Linked DNA regions of Homo sapiens: region 2 is linked to region 1. A link is an interaction called in ENCODE POLR2A ChIA-PET data of the cell type or tissue named here. Cell type or tissue: Panc1. All regions are shown on one strand. Links, peaks and the distances in the headings refer to the core of each region. The heading gives the core; the rest is flanking DNA.

Region 1 (8,435 bases), core at 335-8,334:
AGTTAATGTGTCAGTTGACTGGGCCATGAGGTATGTATGCAGACATTTGGTCAAACATTATTCTAGGTGTGTCTGTGAGCGTGATTCTGGATAAGATTAACATTGAATCAGTAGACTGTGTAGAGCAGTTTGAACTCCCTAATGTGGGTAGTGGGCCTCATTCAATCAAGACCTGAATAGAACAAAAATGCTGAGTAAGAGGAAACTTTGCTTGCCTGACTACTTGAGCTGGGACATTGATTTTCCTTGGTCCTGGCACTGGAACTTAGACAACCATCAGCTCTTTTGGTTCACAGGACTTCAGACTCAGACTGGAACTTACACACTCAACTTTCCTGGTTCTTGGGTCTCATACTTACACTAACACTACACCGCTGGTCTCCTGGTTCTCCAGCTTGCTAACTGCAGATCTTGAGACTTCTCAGTCTCCGCAGTCATGTGAGCCAATTCCTTATAATAAATTTCACCTCTTATATTTATCTCCTTTTGCTTCTGTTTCTCTGGGGAACTCTGACTAGTACAGTTTTCCAGTTCATGAACCTGGATGTTTTTCAATTTATTTAGGTCTTTAACTTCTTTCATCAGTTTTTTTACCTTTTTTTTGAGACAGAGTCTCACTCTGTTGCCCAGGCTGGAGTGCAGTGGTGAGATCTTGGCTCACTGCAGCCTCCACCTCTGGAGTTCAAGGGATTCTCCCGCCTCAGCCTCCCGAGTAGCTGGGACTACAGGCACATGCCACCATGCCTGGCTAATTTTTTGTATTTTTAGTAGAGATGGGGGTTTCACCATGTTGGCCAGGCTGGTCTCAAACTCCTGACCTCAGGTGATCCATCCGCCTCAGCTTCCCAAAGTGCTGGGATTACAGGCGTGAGCCACCGTGACCAGCAATTTTTTTTTTCGAGACGGAGTCTCGCTGTGTCGCCCAGGCTGGAGTGCAGTGGCGCGATCTCGGCTCACTGCAAGCTCCGCCTCCCGGGTTCATGCCATTCTCCTGCCTCAGCCTCCCGAGTAGCTGGGACTACAGGCGCCGGCCACCATGCCCGGCTAATTTTTTGTATTTTTAGTAGAGACAGGGTTTCACCGTGTTAGTCAGGATGGTCTCGATCTCCTGACCTTGTGATCCGGCCGCCTCAGCCTCCCAAAGTGCTGGGATTACAGGCGTGAGCCACCGCGCCCGGCCTAATTTTTTTTTTTTTTTTTGAGACAGGGTCTCACTCTGTTGCCAGGCTGGAGCGCAGTGGCACAATGTTGGCTCACTGCAACCTCCATCTTCTGGGCTCAAGCAATCCTCCCACTTCAGCCTTCTGAGAAGCTGGGACTACAGGCACGCGCCACCACACCCGACTAATTTTTGTGTTTTCTGTAGAGATGTGTTTTGCCACGTTGCTCAGGCTGGTCTCGAACACTTCAGCTCAAGCAATCTGCCCGCCTCAGCCTCCCAAAGTGCTGGGATTACAGGTGTGAGCCATCGCACCCAGCCTCAGCAGTGACCCACTGCGCCCGGCCCAGGTTTTTTACCTCTTTGGTCAAATTTATTCCTAAGTATTTTATTCTTTAGGATGCTATTGTAAATGTAATTTTTTTTTAATTTCCTTTTTGATTTCTTATTGCTGTTTTATAAAAACACAACTGAATTTTGCCTGTTTACCTTGAAGCTGCTGAATTTGTTTACCAGCTCTGGTAACTTTTTTGCAGAATCTTTGGGATTTTGTATATATAGGATCATGTCATTTTGTGAATACTGTTTTACTTTTTTATACTTTATAATTTAGGTGCCATTTATTTTTTATTCTTGCCTGGTTGCTCTGGCTTAAACTTCCAGTACAGTGTTGAATAGCAGTGGTGAAAGTGGGCATCTTTGTCTTGTTCCTGATTTTAGGGGTAAAGCTTTCAGCCTTTCACCATTGAATATGATCTTAACTCTTGGTTTTTTTATAAAGGCCCTGTATCATGTTGAGGGAATTACCTTTTATTCCTAGTTTTCTGATTGTTTTTATTATGAATGTGTGTTGGATTTTGTCAGATGTTTTTCTGTATCAATCAAGGTGACCATTGTTTTTTTTCTCCTTCATTCTGTTGGTGTGGTATATCACATTGTTTGGTTTCCTTTTATGTTATTGGCAATGGCATTCTCTTAGGCATCCATTGCAAATGTATGACTAAGCTTTCTCTCTTCATTCTTTGAGATGTTCAGAGTATGTCCTACTTTGATGTTTTGCCTACCAGCATCCTGCCTCTCTCGTCACAGTTCGTTTACTCAGTAGCCCTGTAACTCAAGCTTTCTTTTCCTAGTGTCATCCCACGTTGAACCAGTTGTTCACGTGGGCTAGATTAATCCACTTAAATGCCTTTTCTTCCTTCGTATATCTTCCCTGCTGAGGAGCCTGCAGTGATTATCCATTGTTCATCAGATCAAACCTAAACTCTTCCTGACATTTAGAACCCTTTGTAATCCAATCCCACATCACCTCTCTGATCTCTGTTATTTATTTATTTGAGACAGAGTCTTGCTCTTGTCGCCCAGGCTGGAGTACAGTGGCGCAGTCTCAGCTCACTGCAACCTCCGCCTCCTGGGTTCAAGCCATTCTCCTGCCTTAGCCTCCCAAGTAGCTGGGATTACAGGCACCTGTCACCACACCCAGCTAATTTTTGTATTTTTAGTAGAGATGGGGTTTCACCGTGTTGGCCAGGCTGGTCTTGAACTCCTGACCTCAGGTGATCCGCCCGCCTCAGCCCCGTAAAGTGCTGGGATTACAGGCGTGAGCCACCACACCCAGCAATCTCTGTTATTTATTAAAAATAGAAACTACACACGAAGACCCAGCTAGTAATAACTTAAAATTTTACCATTGCTATATTTCTAAAACTGTAAGCATGTAAATTTGATTTCTCATATCTTTCCCTGATATTTTCCCAGTTTTTCAATTAGCCCTACCAATATGTTGTTAAAAATTGTATTTTCCTTCATTTTTGGAGATGTGTTCGATATGTTTGTCAGCCTCATTTCTCATATTTAGTTGGAACATGTATTCAAAGAAATGAAAAATATTGTCTTAATGTATTCTAAAATAAGGAAAAAGCAAGGTATAGGACATTATGTATCATATGAAAAAATATATTCATGTGCATAGACAATTTCGGGAAAGATAACAGAAACTGTTAATGGTAGTAGCCCCTGGGAAATAGAACTAGGTCGGGAAGAAGGTGATTTCCTTTTCATTTTATACCCTTTTGTACTATTGGAATCTCTTAGTACATGTGAAGAAAGAGATGGAAAAAATTTAAAAAGTAAATAATGATTAATTCCTTTTTTTTCTTGTTTTTAAGTCCCAGTTTTAACCCCTCTACATGATATAATAGTGGCTAAATTTTAAACACTTTTAATGGTTTTTAAAAACTTTAAGCCAGTTAATAAACTCAAACAGGCATTTTCATCATGTACTGACATTTGCATCATTCACAAAAATTATCAAGTAGTCTATTTCAGGGAATTTAGCTGTGTCCACAGAAAGCTGCTGTTTATCTTTTTTAGACAGCCATATTCTTATGGCTACTTTAGGTTTCTATTCCATGAATAAATTGGATCAGCAGGGCATTGTTGCTGGAAGAAAAACTGAAAAAATACCAAGGCTTTTGAGGGCCATTCCTTGTTTTATGGAGGTTGGAAAGGTTAGCAACCATCTCTGTTGTCCAGACAGAGGTGGTTTTTTTTTTTTTTTTGAGGTGTAGTCTCGCTTTGTCGCCCAGGCTGGAGTGGAATGCAGTGGTGCGATCTTGGCTCACTGCAACCTCCACCTCCAGGTTCACGCCAGGTTCTCCTGCCTCAGCCTCCCGAGTAGCTGGGACTACCGGTGCCTGCCACCTCGCCCATCTAATTTTTTGTGTTTTTAGTAGAGACGGAGTTTCACTGTGTTAGCCAGGATGGCCTCGGGCTCCTGACCTCGTGATCTGCCTGCCTCGGCCTCCCAAAGTGCTGGGATTACAGGCATGAGCCACCAAGCCCGGCCCTTATTTTTTTTTTTTTCGAGACACAGTCTTGCTCTGTTGTGCAGGCTGGAGTGCAGCGGTGCAATCTTGGCTCACTTCAAGCTCCGCCTCCCAGGTTCAAGCAATTCCTCTGCCTCAGCCTCCCGAGTAGCTGGGACTACAGGTGCCCGCCACCATGCCTGGCAAATTTTTGTATTTTTTTTTTCTTTAGTAGAGATGGGGTTTCACCATATTGGCCAGGCTGGTCTTGAACTCCTGACCTTGTGATCCGCCTGCCTTCACCTTCCAAAGTGCTGGGATCACAGACATGAGCCACTGCACCTGGCCAGAGTTTTTGGCATTGATACTATATGTTTTCTTTGACTCTTCAGTTGGTTTTGTTTTTGTTTTTTGTTTTTTCTTTTTTTTTTTTTTGCTTCCCTTGGGTACTTAAGTTTTATTTTATAATTGCGAACCAGATCTTTAGCTTTGGAAGGAATTTTATTAGGCACACCTTGGTAGTTCTTTGGAGTAAGGGAACATTTATTAATTATTTACTTAGTTGTAAATTTAGAAATGTCTTTGTAAGACTAGACAATTGATATCAGGAAATATGTGCATCAGAATGATGAAAATAGCATCACTGTTTGAAGGAATGGAATAACCTATAAAGCTTCTCATCACAATGCTAAATTAGGAGTTTTAACGATTAGTAATGAAATATTTTGCATTATTTCATCAGAGAGTTTTAACCTAGTTACTGTGGGATCAGGCCAGGTATTGATTGTTACAGAAACTTGATAGCTTAAGGTTTTTAGTGTCTGAATAATCTTGTTAATTGCTGATTGTGGGTGAGTTGTTTTTGCTCTAAGAAAATCTCCTTCCTGAGAAGTGGGCTAGATTGCACCAAAACCACTGAGTAGCAGTGAGGTCAAAAAGCTTGAGTTCCTTCCTGGTAAAGGTTTGTGTTTGCCTGTCTTTCTTTACTGCCTCTGGGCAAGAAAAGGGAGTACTTTTTGTTTTGTGAAAACAATGTGAATTTAGCTCAGGAAATGCAAACCTGTTGGCTCTTGCAAGTTATTTGACTTCATTGTGAGAGGAGTACAGGCTTTGTCTTGTCTCCTTGTTGGGTGTGTACTTTACATATAGCAAGGTAGAGTGAAGTTAATATTTAAATCCTCTTTCTGTGAAGTTCAGGTGAAGTGAGTTAGTAATATGGTAGGATCCTGATGGGTTTAGTGTTACTGTAAAATTAATATTTATATAAATATATATATATAGTACGAGGATTTGGAGTGCGGGTTCTGTTAAGAACTTTAGCTAAATCTTTACAAGACTGGGTCATGTCATAGCATTTGTATATGTATATAAATAATGCATGTGAAATTTGTTATTCATACCATACTCTTTACATTTTATTTTTATTTTTAAATTATGGAACACTTCATGAATTTGCATGTTATTCTTGCACAGGGTCCATGCTAATCTCTGTATTGTTCCAATTTTAGTTAATGTACTGCTCAAGCAAGCACTTAGACCCTTAATAGCTATGTGTTTTATAGCTATCTTTGATTTAGCTTTTAATTCAAGTCATTTGATGATAAATAGATTTTGTAAACCTTAATTTCCTAACGTGTGCAATGCCTGCCTTTGTTATTAGGATTACATGCATGTAAGGTGCCTGTTTCCTGTCATATGTTAAGCCAGGTATGGTGATGTGTGCCTGTAGTCCCAACAACCTGGAAGGCTGTGGTGGGAGGATCCTTTGAGTCCAGCAGTTAGGCCAGCCTGGTCAACATAGCGAGACCCCCATTTCCAAAAAGAAAAAAAAATTAAAGTAGTTGTTCAATAAATGTTAGTTCTCATTATTATCAGCACTGTCCTATGGATGATTCAAATTAGGCAGTGTACTGCATGATTCTTCCTTTAAAGAAGGCAAGAATTTCATATTTAAAACAATTAGAGAACAGGCCTGGCCCGGTGGCTCATGCCTGTAATCCCAACACTTTGGGAGGCCGAGGTGGGTGGATCACTTGAGGTAAGAGTTTGGGACCAGCCTGGCCAACATGATGAATCCTCATCTCTACTAAAAATACAAAAATTAGCTAGGCGTGGTGGTGGGTGCCTATAATCCCAGCTGCTCAGGTGGCTGAGGCAGGAGAATCGCTTGAACCCAAGAGGTGGAGTTTGCAGTGAGCTGAGATTGCGCCGCTGCGCTCCAGCCTGGGTGACAGCAAGACTCCGTCTCAAAAAAAATTAAAATAAAATAAAACAATTAGAGAACCACATGATGAGGAATATCAAGTGAAGACAGGGAGCCACATTCAGTCACAGGCGTATTCATTTCCTTAACATGGGAGATGAGAAAGGGGAGAGAACAGTATGGGCCAGAGTTCTTAGAAGGACTTCATATGGAGGAGGTAAGACAAATATAACCCCTGAATGTAGTTGGCATACCATAGTTTAATAATGTAGGTGGTATTACTAGTGATTTTAGGAGCAACAGTCTATGCATGAGAGAATGAGTTTGCAGTAAGGAACTGAGAGGAGAAAAGGTGGAACAGGCTAAGGGGGGATCAGGTAATGGTCTTTGAATGACAAGATGAGGAATTTGGATTTGAATTTCCATGTAGAACATTGTTGTTGGAGCTATACAAAATTATTTTACATAGTTGTCATCTCTACCCAGTAGCCTTTAAAAAAAGGTCACTAGGCCAGGTGCAGTGGCTCACGCCTGTAACCCCAGTACTTTGGGAGGCTGAGACAGGTGGATCACTTGAGGCCAGAAGTTTGAGACCAGCCTGGCCAACATGGAGAAACCCCATGTCTACTAAAAATAGGAAAACTAGCTGGGCGTGGTGGTGGGCACCCGTAGTCCCAACTACTCGGGAAGCTGAGGTGGGAGAGTCACCTGAGCCTGGGATGCCGAGGCTGCAGTGAGCTAAGATTGTACCATGCTATTGCACTCCAGTCTGGGCCACAGAGCGAGACCCTGTCTCAAAAAAAAAAGGAAACGAAAGAGTTTATTTTCCTTTCCTGATTGTGTTATCCCAGATATATTGATGTCCACTGCTACCTATTACAAAATGGAGAAAGAGGAATGGTAATATTACAGTGTAACTGACTTTAATCCAAGGTCAAATGTAAATAATTAGTAAATTAGTATTTGGATACTATATTTCATTGATTCACATTTATTTGGCATTCTGAGATCTCTGAGATCAAGATGTTCTTAACATTTTTACTATCATCCAAGTAGCAGATGTGATGTTGTCATTGTCTGCACTTGTATGAACCTGGTCATAGCTGTTACTATTGTTATAACAACAGTTGACAGTCTGTTAGTACCACATGGTTTACTTGCCATTGCGTATGTCACTTAAAAATTTACACTGTGATTCAACATTGAGATTAAAACAAAACAAAAAAACCAAAAAACCTGTGTATGAAGAAAGGCATGGAAGCAGAATGGCGGGGTATAAATTTGATTTTATATGAAGCAAAATATTTACCTTTGGAGGAATGTTTACAGTTTCAGATTTTCTTGCAAAGCTACAGTCAAGTGCTTTATGCAACCCAGAAGGGAAGATAGCATAAATGTATTATGCTGTGTTAAGTTTTGTTGCCGAGAAATATGTGAAAGAATTGCCTATCACATGCCAAGCAGTGCACCTGGAAGCAGGGGAAATTGCTGTATTCCTCAACATAAATGAAAAAGTTCAGAGATTTAAGAAGCTAGTGTGACTTATTTATATGTCTCCCAGGACTGCCGTGAAGACATTGTGTCATAGTTCAAGTGGCAGCAGTTTTCCTTTCTTTGTTTTCAACCGATGGCACCTTAGATTTAGTCAAATGTAATATTTACCTCTCTACTTCTGATGATAGCTGGTTTAGAACAGATTGCACTACTAAGTAATCAAACTTGTGATTGTATAAGGACAAGCAGATTTTTAAAATAAACTTGTTAGGGTGCAAAGATCAAGGTCAAAATATAAAAATAGGCTGGGTGTGGTGGCTCACACCTGTAATCCTAGCACTTTGGGAGGCTGAGGCAGGAGAATCGCTTGAACCCGGGAGTCGGAGGTTGCAGTGAGCCGAGATTGCTCCATTGCACTCCAGCCTGGGCGACACAGTGAGACTCTGTCTCAGAAATAAATAAATAAATAAAAATAAATAAAACATACAAGAATAAGATATTTGCGTTTTTTTGCATTAGATAGGTATTCTTGCCTATCTTTTTGTCTTCTCAGATACAGCGTGGTATAGTGCATCCCTTATCAGCAGTAACTTTGTGTAAAGTTAATCTCTCTGTGCCTCAGCTTTTTGTAGGACAGGCGTAATACCTATGTCATAGGTCTGTTATGAGGGTTCAGTGAGTTAAATTAGTTAATACTTGCTAAGTGTTTATAGCAGCACCTGGCTAAAAGTAAGCAGTATATGTTAGCTATTACTTTTTACTGGATTATTTT
Region 2 (8,435 bases), core at 301-8,300, 90 kb before region 1:
TGCCCATTTCTGCTAACCTACCCAGAAAACCAGAAGAAAAGGATACGTCCTGACTGGAATCTCAGAGGGGCTGTATTAACCTTGTCTTTTATTTTTTATATTCTGATGCTTTGACATCTGGGGCCTTGCTGACCCTGGCGAGACTGCCCCTTCCAGGGATAGCCAATTCCTAGAGATAGCAAACAACTCGCCTACAAGCAAACTTTTCAAATACAAACCAATCCAGTGCCCACATCCCCAGTAACCTTTTTTATCAGGTTCTCATACTCCAGGCCACTATCCACATGCCCTAATCATCTCAGAGCCGGATATCAGACAACTAGGGAGAGCTGCCATGCCCCAGAGTCCCCTGAAATGATTCACGCTAGCCCGTCCTAAGCCTGCTTACCCTGCCTTACCTGCTCTTTCCCGCAGAAACAATTAAGGCTCTTCCTCACAGCGCCTCCCCACCCCCTAACCCTGTAATCAACCTGGGTGTTTTCTGCTTGCATGCCCCACTTCCCACGGTGAAGTGTGGCTCATGCTCCCCTGTTGGGAACTAGGAATAATAAACTATCTTTTCCAGCAATTGTCTCCTGATCTGTTGGCCTTGCCAATACCTCAAATTTTGTATTAGTATGATATATTTTAAAGCAAGGGCAGAGCCAAAAAGGATCCCCTTCCATGAAGCCTGAAGTTTTATCTTTAATATGGAATCAACCTAAGTGTCCATCAATAGATGAATGCATAAAGAAAATGTGGTACATACACACAATGAAATATTATTCAGCTATAAAAAAGAATTAAATTGTCATTTGCAGCATGAATGGAACTGGAGGTCATTATGTTAAGTGAAATAAGCCAGGCACAGAAAGACAAGCATTGCATGTTCCCATTTATATGTGGGAGCTAAAAACAAAACAAAACAAAACAAAACAGTTGAACTCATGGAGATAGCAGAACGATGGTTACCAGAGGCTGGGAAAGGTAGTGGGGAGGGAGGGGGGGTAAAGAGGAAATAGTTAATGGGTACAAAATCCAGTTAGATAGAAGGAATGAGATCTAGTGACCAGTAGCACAATAGGACAACTATAGTCAACAATAATTTATTGTACATTTCAAAATAACCAAAGAGTGAGGCCGGGCGCAGTGGCTCATGCCTGTAATCCCAACGGTTTGGGAGGCTGAGGTGGGTGGATCACTGGATGTCAGGAGCTCGGGACCAGCTTGGCCAACGTGGCGAAACCCTGTCTCTACTAAAAAATACAAAAATTAGCTAGACCTGCTGGTGTGTACCCGTAATCCCAGCTACTCAGGAGGCTGAGGCAGGATAATCGCTGGAACCCAGGAGGCGGAGGTTGCAGTGAGCTGAGATCGTGCCACTGCACTCCAGCCTGGGTGACAGAGCGAGACTCTGTCTCAAAGCAAACAAATAAATAAAACCCAAAATAACTGGACAGTGGAGTTGGAATGTTCCTAACACAAAAAAATGATAAATTCTTGAGATGATGGATATTTCAGTTACCCTGATTTGAGCATTACACATTGTATACTTGTATCAAAATATCACATGTACCCTATAAATATGTACCCCTAATAATTAAAAATAAAATATTTTTAAAAATAAAGTTGTATCTTTAAGGTTTTATTCTAAATTTTTGTTTCTTCACCAAAATATATCAGTATGTATTTTCATAGGAAAGTAAATAATTCTCGTAACAATATACTGTTGAGTAAAACCAATGCTTTAGAAGGGAAATCATGTTCATTCTGGGGTTTTGAGTATAGCTAGCACACTGCTGAGCCATGCTAGGGATAATATACCCCAGGTTGAAAATGTGGCATGAACTCATTTCACCAGTTTGTATTTCAGAACAGATTAATTTTAAATGACTGTATTTAAAAGGCATTGGCACAGTGGAAGGATTTTTGGTCTCATTTGTGCACAGTGTCCGGGAAGGTAGATTTGGGAAGAACACAACAGTGAGATGTCCTTTGGGCAGTGTGCCGACATAGGTCCCTGGGTAGATACGCGTGGGAAAGAGGAAGGAATGAGAAGAAACTTCAGCTATTGCACAACTTGGCCAAAGCCAGCCCCGCGTGCAAAAGGGCAGGTGGTGGGAAGAGACCGCAGGAGAATGGGGCTGGGGTAGAGAAGGAGGCTTGTGGAAGGAAGAGCTGCAAGCCGAGACTGGGCAGGGATATGGGGAGAAAAAGAACTGCCAACAGCACCCGATTCCCTTGCTCTCAGCCTGGCGCTCTTCAAAGAGGATGAGCAGGGTGACCAGGAGCTGGCTGTCCACATGCAGCCCGGGTTACCAGTGACACTGAGGAGGGATGACCTTCCCGCTAGACTTACACACACCCCAGGCCTTCAAAGGCCAACACAGGCTGTGGGAGAGGTACAGAGGGTAAGGTAAAGGGGGAGCAAGGGGCTCCCTCTCACTCAGATCTGTAGTCTTGCCTGACACAGAGGCCGCCCACAGCCCAGCAGTTCCTTCCACCCCTGCAGAAAACCTTGATGCAATTCCTGCTTTATAGCCTCTGCCAAATGAAGCACAAACTTAATTACATCACCTCCCCGACAGGACGGGGAGCAGCGTGCTGGGCTTCTTCAGCCCCCTAATCTAATCACTGGCGTGGGTCATTTCAATTACGGACACCAGAGTGTGGGGGGAGCGTGGCTGCTCATAAAAGCCTCCATGCTGTTGCTCAGCTAATTATGAAGCTCTTACTGTCTCCGCAGGTAAATAAGTCAGGACTGAGCAGTTCCGGCTGCTGAGATGGAGTCTGATCGAGGGAACAGGACAAGGTAGGCTAAGCTCGACAGGGTGATGGCTGAGGTGGAGCCCAGGGTCACAGAGGGGGTTGCAAGGAAGGAAGCCCGGCCTTCCCGAAGGGCTCTCTGCCCTGAGGAGACAATCCACCATGCAAGAATTGATTGGTGGATTTTACCTTAAAACCCAAGCTCTGAAGTTTCCTAGAAGCCTCAGAGCCACAGGGCAGGATAAAATTCAGACTCCACCCACTTCTACTAACCTTGCCTTAACATGTGTCATTAGATCTCTGAGAAGGGAGAGCATCTGGGGAAGCCTTGAGGCTGAGCTGAGAGGAGGATGCATTCTAGCAACGGCACTTTCACTCTGGCTCCCCTCATGGCCACTCTCATTTGCTTCCCGGTTCTGGCTCATCCAGGCTGGGACGTCAGACCCCAGGAGACGTGCTGTGTCACAGTGGTTTAAAAGGTGAAAAACTCAGCTTCCTTTATCATGGCAGCTACTGCTCCTCTAGGACAACTGCAAAAGGTGTGGCGGGTATCTTGGGAGGAAAAGGAGACCCTCTGCCACCTGATTATTGGCAATACTCAAGGCTGCAGAGGCTCGGGGAGGTCATCAGAGCAGCACTCAGAAGTCGTCTTGTAATATAATTGAGGCCAGGCGTGGTGGCTCACACCTGTAATCCCAGCACTTTGGGAGGCTGAGGTGGGAGGATCACCTGAGGTCAGAAGTTCGAGACCAGCCTGGCCAACATGGTGAAACCCTGTCTCTACTAAAAATACAAAAATTAGCCAAGTGTGGTGGCGCATGCCTGTAGTCCCAACTACTCAGGAGGCTGAGACACAAGAATCGCTTGAACCCAGGAGGTGGAGACTGCAGTGAGCCAAGATCGCACCACCGCACTCCAGCCTGGGCGACAGAGTGAGACTCTGTCTCAAAAAAAAGAAAAAAAAAAAAGAAATATAATTAAGAGAGCCAAGTACAAAGGGGGAAGATCCCTGGAGAACCCCTGACCAGCCCGCATGCTGGAAGAGCAGGGTAGAGCCATGGAAAGTTCGTGCCCTCTGCGGGGAGGAGAAGCCTGGCCTCTCTCTCCTGTTCTGGGATGTGGTAACTAGGAATTCAATTTGTGAGGTGGGAAAACTGGCTAGCAGACTCTCGCTTTGCTGAGAGTCCCTATTTCCATTTTTTTTTTTTTTTTTTTTTTTTTTTTGCCCAGTAAATTCCATTTTCAAAGTGTCTGCAAGCCTAATTTTTCATGGCTGTATGACAAGGACTCTGTTTTTAGCTGTACTAAGGAGAAAGTTCTACAACATGATGAACTGGGGCTGCCTGGCTGGCCTGGGAGTTAACTAAGTCTTTGTTCTAGACATCAGTGAAGTCCCCAGAACTGGAGCTGTGATTTCTTGGTGAGTGCTGAAACCACCTTGGATTCTGCGAAAGAGCAGATGGTAGGAGTGCTCACAGCTGGGAGAATCCCATTTTTGCTCTGTTCCTCAGTTTCCTTTCTCTATGAAACAGGAATCATGAAATGTATGAACATTTGGAGGGGCTGAGCTAAAGCTGCTCTGCAAATAAGGGCTGCTGGCACCCCATATTCCTCCCACCACAGAGGGACACTATTCCAGGAGGAGATCTGTAGTGCCATTTGTTCATGATGTTGTCGAAGAAAAGAGTCAAACTCTGTAAAATATTGGAAGAGATTTATTCTGAGCCAAATATGTGTGACCACGGCCAGTGACACAGCCCCCAGGAGACCCTGAGAACATGTGCCCAAGGTGGTCAGGGCACAGCTTGGTTTTGTACGTTTTAGGGAGACATGAGACATCAATCAAATACATTTAAGATACATATTGATTCCGTCCAGAAAGGGGGGACAACTTAAAGCCAGTGGGGCAAGGGGTTTCAGATCCTAAGTAGATTTAAAATTTTTGTGATTGGCTATTGTTTAAAAGAGTTATTGTCAATAGAAAGGAATGTCTGGATTATGGTAAGTGGTTGTGGAGACCAAAGTTTTATCATGCAGATGAAGCTTCCAGGCAGCAGGCTTCAGAGAGAGTAGATTGTAAATGTTTCTTTTCTTTTTTTTTTTTTTTGAGACAGAGTCTCACTCTGTTGCCCAGGCTGGAGTGCAGTGGTGCGATCTCAGGTCACCGCAACCTCTACCTCCCAGGTTCAAGCAATTCTTCTGCCTCAGCCTTCCAAGTAGCTGGGATTACAGGCATGTGCCGCCATGCCCAGCTAATTTTTGTATTTTTAGTAGAGATGGGGTTTCATTATGTTGGCCAGGCTGGTCTTGAATTCCTGACCTCAAGTGATCCACCCGCCTCGGCCTCCCAAAGTGCTGGGATTACAGACATGAGCCACTGCGCCCAGCCAGATTGTAAATGTTTCTTATCAGACTTAAGATCTGTATTGATGTTAATGCTGGTGCTGGTCAACTTTTCCTGAATTCCGAAAGAGAGGAGGGCATCATGAGGCATTTCCGACCCCCGCTGCCCATCATGGCCTGAACCCCAGTCTTTGGGATGTCCTCACTGAAAGGATGGAGTCCATTCAGATGGTTGGGGGGCCCTTAGAATTTTATTTTTGGTTTACAATGTCATTGCTTCAGGATGCAGGCCTGACTCTGGGGCTTTGAATGAGTTCTGGGCTGCAGTTGTGATTAAGGCCACTTGCCACTAGACGAAGGAAGTGTACCGGGGACCAGTTTGGCGGCCAGGCTTCACTCTTAAAGGGCTGCTTGTTAGAGGCTGATGTAAAGAACCTGGGCAATGTCATCTGCGAATGGAACAAAGGTGAGCTTCATGTGAGATGGACTGGGAAGTCCCTTTGGCAACCCCTGCCACACAAGTTTCTCTGTAAGGAGGCATGTGATGACTTCAGCCCTTGGCCTTTGGATCCTATAATAGTGGAACAACTGGAGGAGAGTACCAGACCCCATGACTGGATTCTGATAGAGGGAGCTGGAAATCAGATCCCACACCAAAAACTCAAGACTGGAGTCCATCTGTTGATAGCAAGCAGGTCTTATCTTTATTTTGTGATGCATTATTTACTTTTTTTTAAATTATACTTTAAGTTTTAGGGTACATGTGCACAACGTGCAGGTTTGTTACATATGTATACACGTGCCACGTTGCTGTGCTGCACCCATTAACATTAGGTATATCTTCTAATGCTATCCCTCCCCCTTCCCAAAGCACTTTAAACTTTTTTTTTTTTTTGAGATAGAGTTTAGCTCTTGTTGCCCGGGCTGGAGTGCAATGGCACGATCTCGGCTCACCGCAACCTCCACCTCCTGGGTTCAAGCGATTCTCCTGCCTCAGCCCCCCGAGTAGGTGGGATTACAGGCATGTGCCACCACGCCTGGCTAATTTTGTATTTTTAGTAGAGACAGGGTTTCTCCATGTTGGTCAGGCTGGTCTCAAACTCCTGACCTCAGGTAATCCACCCACCTCAGCCTCCCAAAGTGTTGGGATTATAGGCGTGAGCCACCACGCCCCATTATTTACTTTTCAAAGCATTGTTCAATACATTTTTTCATTTTGATCCTCATAACTCTTTGATAGGGGTAGAGCAAATATAAACAGCCCCAATTTCAAATAAGGTAAGTTGAAGTCTGAGAAGTTAAGCTCACAGAGGTCCCCTGGCTAGGTAATGGCAGAGCCAGGACCGTAATCATCAGGACTCCTGACTCTGACACTGGTGCTTTCTCTAAGACATAGTTGGGAAGGAGAGAGACCCCACAGTGAGGAGTTCACCTCAGGCCTTTTCCTCCTTTCCTCCTCTGTTAACTGGAGGAGGAAGTGGAGAAAGCCAGAATCGACATGGATGGCAAGCTAAGGTGACATCAGGACCGTGATGCCTAACTGAGCACGTCAAAGCAGAGGAGGCCAGCAGTAGAAAGTAGGAAGTGAGGAAGGAAACAGGTGGAGGTTTGCATGGACACTTCCTGTTCACAAACTTCTTATGTTCCTCATTTCATTAACAGCAGCAGTGGAATTTCATGGACAATTGGCGCTGAGCACTAACTGGGAGGTAATGAGAGAGGGAAGATGCAGGTAAAGGCTGTTTGAATTTAAATTCTTTTTCTTTGGGGGGATGGAGGGGGGCAGATTTTTCTAAAGGCAATTTTAGTGCTGGAAAAAGTTTCTAGCAAACAGCTTTTGGACTTTTGTGTCTTCTACTGACAGCGTTAAGACTGTCAGCAGGTCTCCAGCCTGCCAGCCTACTCTGCAGAATCTGGACTTGCTAAACCTCCGGAATCACTAGTGTTATGGGCTGAAATATGTCCCCTTTGTCTGCTGCCCACTCCCCAAAATTCATATGTTGACATCCTAACCCCTAGTACTCAGAATATGACTGTTTGAACATAGGGCCTTGAAAAAAGTGATTAAGGTTAAAAGAGGTCACTAGGATGGACCCTAAACCAACAACACTGGTGCCCTTGTTAGAAGAGAAAATCTGGACACAGACATGAGCATGCACAGAGGAAAGGTCATGTGAAAACAAAGCAAGAAGTCAGCAACCTGCAAGCCAAGGACAGGGCTCAGAAGAAAGCCACCCACCCTGTTTGCACCTTGATCTTAGGCTTCTAGCTTCCAGACTGGTGAGAAAATAAATCTCTCTTAAAGCAACTTAGTGTGTAGTATTTCCTAGCTGACTAGTTCAGGGACAGTGGATTATAACTTCCTTGAAGCAAAGGACCGTGAACTATGCCTGTCCTCCCACTCCATGCATTGCCCCTTGTGTGTGGACTAAATGATGTGCTAGACTGGGCTTAGAAGCCTTGGCACCTGCTACTAAAATACAGAAAATTAGCTGGGTGTGGTGGCATGCACCTGTAGTTCCAGCTACTCGGGAGGCTGAGGCAGGGGAATTGCTTGAACCCGGGAGGTGGAGGTTACAGTGAGCCAAGATTGCACCACTGCACTCCAATCTGGTGACAGAGCAAGACTCTGCCTCAAAAAAAAAAAAAGAAGCCTTGGCACCTGGGTTCTCTCCAGTGGGGATGCACTGCTGAAGGGGCACAGGAAGAGGGTGGAGGCAGTGGACTTAGCTGGGAAGTGGTAACAAGAGCCTCAGAAGGTGAGGGATATGGCAGGAATTTTATGCTCTGGTTGGTTGGTACCAGGTTGACCATGGGAATCACAACAAGTGAATAATAACCTGTGCTGACTTATTTTGTATTCTCTGGTGTGCCTAACATAATGCCTAGGACTTAATACTCAATAAAGGTTTTGTTGAATGGGTGACTGAATAAATGGCCAAGGCAGGGCTGGAAGATGGAGCTATCTTACACTTTTTAAAAAACTGCTTAACCATACATAGATGCATGTGTGTGCCTAGAAATCTTCTGGAAGAAATTACTAACAGTGGTTGCTTTGGGTGAGTGGACTGGGATAAGAAGGAAAGTTTACTTTTTTACTGTATACTCATACTGTTTATACATTTTCATGAACATATGATCCTTGGGTCACACAGCAGACTATTAGGTGTATGAAGCTGGACTCAATGGAGAGGCAATGAAGGCAGAAAGCCTTTTATTTTATTTTTTTTGAGACAGGGTCTTGCTCTGTCACCCAGGCTGGGGTGCAGTGGTGCAATCATGGCTCACTGCAGCCTTGAAATCCTGGGCTCAAGCAATCCTCCCACCTCAACCTCCCAAGTAGCTGA

What was found. Peaks named below come from ENCODE experiments on the same cell type or tissue, not always from the same donor. Only the 100,000 strongest peaks of a DNase experiment are listed, where the experiment ranks them.
Region 2: POLR2A ChIA-PET joins it to region 1 with 23 read pairs; 2 of 35 experiments call an interaction of 5 or more read pairs at or near these places.

The regions. Positions count from the first base shown.
Region 1 is chr11:113,856,409-113,864,843 of GRCh38, reverse strand. All of the region lies in intron 1 of USP28 (ubiquitin specific peptidase 28), which reads left to right. It also overlaps the pseudogene RNU6-1107P. Among named protein-coding and RNA genes, the nearest start is that of USP28, 15 kb to the left of the region's middle. In Panc1, for the core only: no CTCF peak of the experiment used is centred there; no DNase peak of the experiment used is centred there; H3K27ac peaks cover 646 bases.
Region 2 is chr11:113,946,412-113,954,846 of GRCh38, reverse strand. It overlaps HTR3B (5-hydroxytryptamine receptor 3B), which reads right to left. Exons shown (of 9, transcript NM_006028.5): 9 at 5,768-8,435. Among named protein-coding and RNA genes, the nearest start is that of HTR3A, 24 kb to the left of the region's middle. RefSeq lists an enhancer at 2,329-2,882. In Panc1, for the core only: no CTCF peak of the experiment used is centred there; no DNase peak of the experiment used is centred there; H3K27me3 peaks cover 488 bases.